Linked DNA regions of Homo sapiens: region 1 is linked to region 2. Evidence: read pairs that join two places in POLR2A ChIA-PET (ENCODE). Cell type or tissue: Panc1. All regions are shown on one strand. Each heading gives the region's core, and the rest is flanking DNA. Links, peaks and the distances in the headings are about the cores only. Region 1 overlaps CWC27 (CWC27 spliceosome associated cyclophilin). Region 2 has its middle 1.4 kb from the start of SHISAL2B.

Region 1 (2,926 bases), core at 292-2,791, 100 kb after region 2:
CAGAGTTAGATTTCAACGTACTCTTTTACTGAATCGTAGGATCCTTATTAGAGATTTTATTGTAAGTATAATTGTTAGATTTGATCAATTCTAGATATAATCCTGCCAAACCTAGTTAATAAAAGGCAAAGTTGATTAAACTTTCTAAGCTTCAGTTACCTCTTCCTATAAAATGGAGATTAGAATAAGTTCAACTCCTGGTTGTTATGAGGATTAAATGAGAAGAGGTATGTTAAAACACCCAGTAGTATAGGCATTCAATACCTATTAGTCTTTTTCCTTGATATCCTACAAATACAAAGTTAAATTGTTTTATAAAGTGTCAGATATGAGCCAGACACTTTAATAAGCAGTTAATTCCTTGTGGCAAAATAACTGCTTATTGGAATTATTTATTTGATTTTTAAAAATTCTTTGATCAGCTTATTTTGATTAATCTATCTCTGGATGAAAGGTCACTGTCACTGTATTCATATGCAGTGCGTCATCACTATGATTTATCTTAACAATAAACTCTAAAGTCTTTTTTTGGTGTGTTTTGCTTTGTTTTTGTTTCCAGCAAATATATTGGGGATGATATGTTGGTCGTTGCTTGCTTCTAGGCTTTGGGAAAAAAAAAAATCTGTTTCACTGCCACATCTTTAATTTTTCTATTTGAGAGACAGTTTTAGTAACTTGTTTATCTTACTTGAGATTACTTTTGTTTGATGAATCAGAGGAGACAAACCTAGTTTTTTCTCCTTGTGGGCTATTTTAGTTGTTCATTGCTCATATTTTTTTGTCTGACAATTTTGTATACATATTAATTTTAAAATATTAAAAAATATTTTGCCAAATACTAGATTAATTGCTTCCCATTTGTAGCACTCAGGGATATATACTTATTATTTTTCAGAAACCCCCATTTTGCTACCAGTTTTGATAAATATAAAAAAGCTTAATTATTTCTGTCATGCTTTACTCAGTAAATTTAATGGTAATGCTCAGAAGGGATTTTTGGTCATTAAAAGTTAGTATAATATAGGAAACATTGGTGCTGTGAGGCAAAAGCTTTAACATCATACTGAAAATACAGATCGTTAGAATACTTCTGCTGAATACTGAGTAATATGGTCTTTTTTAGAACAGTCAGAATGTATTTCTTCTTGTAAATTCTGTTCTCTTGCTCTGAAAATAAGGTATTTATAAGTTTGATTTGACTTTCTCTTTCTTTTTTTTTTTCTTTCTTTTTTTTGGACTAGAAATTTTAGTTTACTTTCATTTGGAGAGGAAGCTGAGGAAGAAGAGGAGGAAGTAAATCGAGTTAGTCAGGTAATCTCTAATTTGCCCTTTGTTCTAACTTACAAAAGAGATTGGGGTCTATATCTTACTCACTATTGTATCTCCTGCTATATCTGGCACAGCATGTTTTACATGGGGCAGGCTCAGTAAGTGTTCATTGAATTTGTAAATTGATTTGTGGTCAGTAATATTTGCAACTTTTGAGATTATCCTATTTATTTTTAATGTTGGCATTTTAAAAAAATCAGTTTGAACTAGACTTGCAGTTTTTTGAATGGTTGGACTTTATGATTCAGATCCTAACTGCTATTTTTTCAGGTAGTATGTTAGATGATAATGATTATTATCATTACTGATATAAACAGTCACAGACCAAAACTCTTATATTCATTTTAATGTTATTTATATATATTTTGTTTATTTCATTAATTCTCATTACAGCCCTTTGAGATGGGTGATATTATTATCATCCTCATTTTACTCATGAATACATTCAGCTATAGTTTATAATTTGCTCAAAGTAACATAACCAATAAGTAGCTACAGATGGGAACTGAACGCAGGTCTTTGTAACTATTAAATCCATGTCCTTGAATTATGCAGTGCCTCCTGGCCTTTTTATTCTGCTAGTCCTTCCTGTAGGCCTTTACATGTGGTTTTCTTCAATATTGCTTGCATCATAATACGCATTACTGAAACACGGTGTCATGCCATTGTTTAGAGCAGTAATTCTGGTGTGTATACTACAAGAAAACTGTCTTCAAGGGTTTCTACTCCTAAAGGTTCTGATATGCCTTTCTTTTTTGAAAATTAGTGAATACTGAGAACTAAAGGATTAGGTTTATAGTCTTTATTGTTGTAATTAAAACTTTATAACCTATAAGCCTTACTTGCTTAACATAATTATCTATTTCTTACCAACTCTAACAATAACATTGAATTAAAAGCATATTATTATTATTCTTGTTTTTACTTCTTTAGCCATATGTTCCCTTATTAGTGAGCACGGTTTTGCAGGCTAATGTTGGACGCCTAGTAAGCACTCTACTTAATACCCCTTGCATTAAAATGTAATTAAAATGGTGTGTATATGAAATATTTTGGTCATAACTTTTTGTTGCTTTTTATTGTATCCTTGAGTGATGTATTTGATGCCATGGATTCAATTTCCATTTACCTGTACACCAACATTCTAAACTCTAGGAGATAAGGCCAAATATTTCTCCTGGGCTCTTATCCCTTGTTCAGAGTTGCTTTAGGAAAGGTCTCTAGATGTCAAAACTAAATTCATTTTTTTACAAAAACTTCATTTCCCAATTCCTTAACGTCACCAATCACTCTGTCACCTCAATATCTGAAGAGTCATCTTCTTTAGATGTCAGTGCACTAGTCTTGCATTGTTTATGATTCAAATTTATGCCTCATCAAAATGATTTACTATGTGTCATGATTCTGTGGTTATGTTTGTGAATGGACAAAACCATGAATGTTAGATCTAGAAATTGCCAGGGTTCCTTTTCATTGATGTTTTCTAAAGATGTCAAGTTTCCTTGCATACCCATACTTTCCTCACAGTTCCCCCACCCCTGTTTTTCCTTTTGCCAGGAGTATGCTCTCTCCTTAAAGTGTTTTTCCTTTAAGATTT
Region 2 (2,897 bases), core at 398-2,897:
ATAGAAACTTTGGAAATAAAGATACATTGAAAGCTTTTAAGCAAAGCACTCATCTGGCCTCTTCATTATTTCTATAGCCAAAGTCAGCTTTGTTTGAACCCTTATCTTTCTTTTACCCAGTAGCCAATATTTCTTGTCCCTAGTCTCTCTCTGCTTGTTCTGTCACGCCAATTCTCGGTAAACCCTACTGGGCTGGAAATTTGAAGTAAGGGGCAGCACTTACCTATAAGACACCACTTACCATTGTCCTGTGAGGAGTCATACCCGCAGTTCTCAGCCCTATCAGACTCAGTGTCCCCATTTTATAAGAAATCTTCCTATAACTTTCCCTTTGCTATCTTGAAATAGGATGTGTCTACATACCTAATTGTTATAGGCTGAACTGTGTCCTTCTAGGAATTCATATATTGAAGTCCTAACCACTAATACCTCAGAATGTGACCATATTTGGAGACAGAGCCTTTAAAGAGGTAACTAAAATAAAATTAGGTCACTAGAGTGGGCCCTAATCCAGTTCTAGGGTGTCCTTAGAAGAAGAGGAAATTTAGACAGAGACAAGTACGGTGAGAAGGTGACGTGGAGGCATAGTGAGAAGACAGCAATCGAGGCCTGTTAAGGAGACAATCCCAGGACAGATCCTTCTCCTTATGACTCTCAGAAGAAACCAATCCTGCTGACATCTTGATCTCAGACTTCCAGACTCCAGAACTGTGAGATAATACATTTCTGTTGTTAAGCCACCTGGTCTGCGGTACTTTATTATGGTGGACCTTGCAAACAAATACACTAATTATATATAATGCTTTTATTATAATATAAAGAATACATAAAAGGAGTGTAATTTACCATAAAATATATACAGTATTTCCATATGTAAATGCTCAAGCACAACTGTACCAAAAGACATAATGCTTACATCAATACTCTGCATGCAATAGCTATAAATCACTGTGGTGTGACGGTACAAATGCAGGCTGCCACAGTGTGCGGTGTTGGCAACACAAATACAAACCCTTAAGCAACATAACCATTGGCACATAATTTTTTGTGAAAAAGTCTTGGTAGAGTTCCAAACAAAACAAATAACAATCTTCCCTCATTTTACGTGGTAGCTGTATTCCTGGAAAATTCAACAAAAACACTGTATTTATTTGGAACACAAGGATAGGTTCTAAGTACAGACAATTGTAAGTAGGTTTTTCATCTACATGAATGTCCTGTAGAACATTTGAAAGTCACATACAGTTCTTCATTTTCCTGTACATGTTGCAGGGGGTCAGGATGTCTAGCATCCCTGACCCACATCCCTCAATGCCAGGACAGTGTCATCATGACAACCAAAAATGTCTCCTTATTTCCAGAATATTCTCTAAAGGGGAGTATCACCTTTGTGACACAAGAAGAAGAGAAAATAAAAGATGTAATCGATGGCTATCTTTTGGTGCGGGATCAGCCCCACCCTACTCCCTATCAGAACTCCTCCTGCCTGGAGGAAGATAACTGGGGACTAAGTCACAGGGGACTACACAGCAGGCAAGGTCAAGCAATTTCCTAACTGGTTAAAGCCGCAGTCTTAACACTGCCCTTAAGCTTCATATGGTAAAAGGCTCCTTTGTTGGTTTGAACTTCAGAGGCCTCAAGATACTCCAAGCTTGGTGAAATTTGGCCTCTGTGGTCATGCCTGTCTCTGGATTTTTCTGTGTTTTATGTGTTCCCACCAGTCACAATGGTAAGCCCTATAATTCACAAGTTTTGGGTAGAATAATTCGAAGGGTATTGCCTCAGTAGTGGGGAAAAATTCAGTCCTAAAGGCTAATCTAGTCCAGCCTAACAAATATTAAAAACAAACCCGAAAGACTCAAACTGTTTCCTGCATCCCAGTACAAAGCTCAAGAGTATTTATAGGAATGCAAAAACATCCAGTACCCAACAAGGTAAAATTCGACGTCTGGGATCCAATCAAGCCCCTGGCCAAGGGAAGGAAGCAGAAATGAAGAGGGAGAAACAATGCTCTATCTTGTACATTTTATGAATGTTATAATCGCCTCCTCTCCCATCGTAAGACTATTATTACCTTTTTGTTTATACACCCAAGCATTGTTTGGCTTATCACAATAAGCATGCATTATCATCGTTATTTTAAAAAGGCTTTGTGAACAAACCAATCAAGAAAATGGGAATATCAAACAAAAAGGAGACAAAAGAAGTTCCTACAGCACATCAAAACTGACTGAAGGTCTCTTTCTCCCTATTTCCTTTGCCTTTTTTTTTTCCTCTGGCTGCCTCCCTCTCTAGAAAGTTCTCACTTTCTTTACCTTCATGTCTTGCGTTTCTTAAACTTTCTGGATTTTTCAGCTGAACACCGAATGCAACTGCACCATGGCCAGTTGTTACAGGAGACTTTGTTTCTTGTTTTTTATTTTTAAATGGGCAGATCTTAATGTTTCACATTTACTTCTCAAAGAAAGAGAACACCAACTCCGCCTCTCTGGTGTTCAGCTGCCTTTTATCTGGTCCTCTCCTCCACTCCTTGAGTCAATGGCCGGGCAGTTAAGTCTCCACCAGACCCAGTCTGTTTGCCCAGAATCCACCTGCCCTGTCCCTAGACAGGAAAACTGCAACTTAGGCAGCATCTGCCTGCACTGAAAACATGTCCCACCTCTTCTTTTTTCCCTCTGGAGAAAGCTCTTTCTGGCATCGAGTGGGGACAGCTAAGGTCTCCAGGCTGCTGATGAAGTGAGGGAAAGTGGAGGAGAGTCGGCGCCGAGATGGGCGGATAAAAGGAGCGACCGCTCAGCAGCGAGAGGGAGAGGCGAGAGTAAGGCGCCCAGACACCATGTGGACAAGGGGAGGAGAGAAATCAGAGGTGGCGCGCGAAGGCTGAGCGCCCAGGCAGC

The links. ChIA-PET counts read pairs that join two places held together with the same protein. Peaks named below come from ENCODE experiments on the same cell type or tissue, not always from the same donor. Only the 100,000 strongest peaks of a DNase experiment are listed, where the experiment ranks them.
Region 1: POLR2A ChIA-PET joins it to region 2 with 5 read pairs; 2 of 35 experiments call an interaction of 5 or more read pairs at or near these places.

The regions. Positions count from the first base shown.
Region 1 is chr5:64,787,710-64,790,635 of GRCh38, forward strand. CWC27 (CWC27 spliceosome associated cyclophilin) reads left to right here. Exons shown (of 14, transcript NM_005869.4): 7 at 1,242-1,311. Among named protein-coding and RNA genes, the nearest start is that of CWC27, 20 kb to the left of the region's middle. In Panc1, for the core only: no CTCF peak of the experiment used is centred there; no DNase peak of the experiment used is centred there.
Region 2 is chr5:64,687,605-64,690,501 of GRCh38, forward strand. No RefSeq gene overlaps it. Among named protein-coding and RNA genes, the nearest start is that of SHISAL2B, 1.4 kb to the right of the region's middle. RefSeq lists enhancers at 1,310-1,811, 1,318-1,612, 2,870-2,897 and a silencer at 1,318-1,612. In Panc1, for the core only: no CTCF peak of the experiment used is centred there; no DNase peak of the experiment used is centred there; H3K4me3 peaks cover 424 bases; H3K27me3 peaks cover 1,532 bases.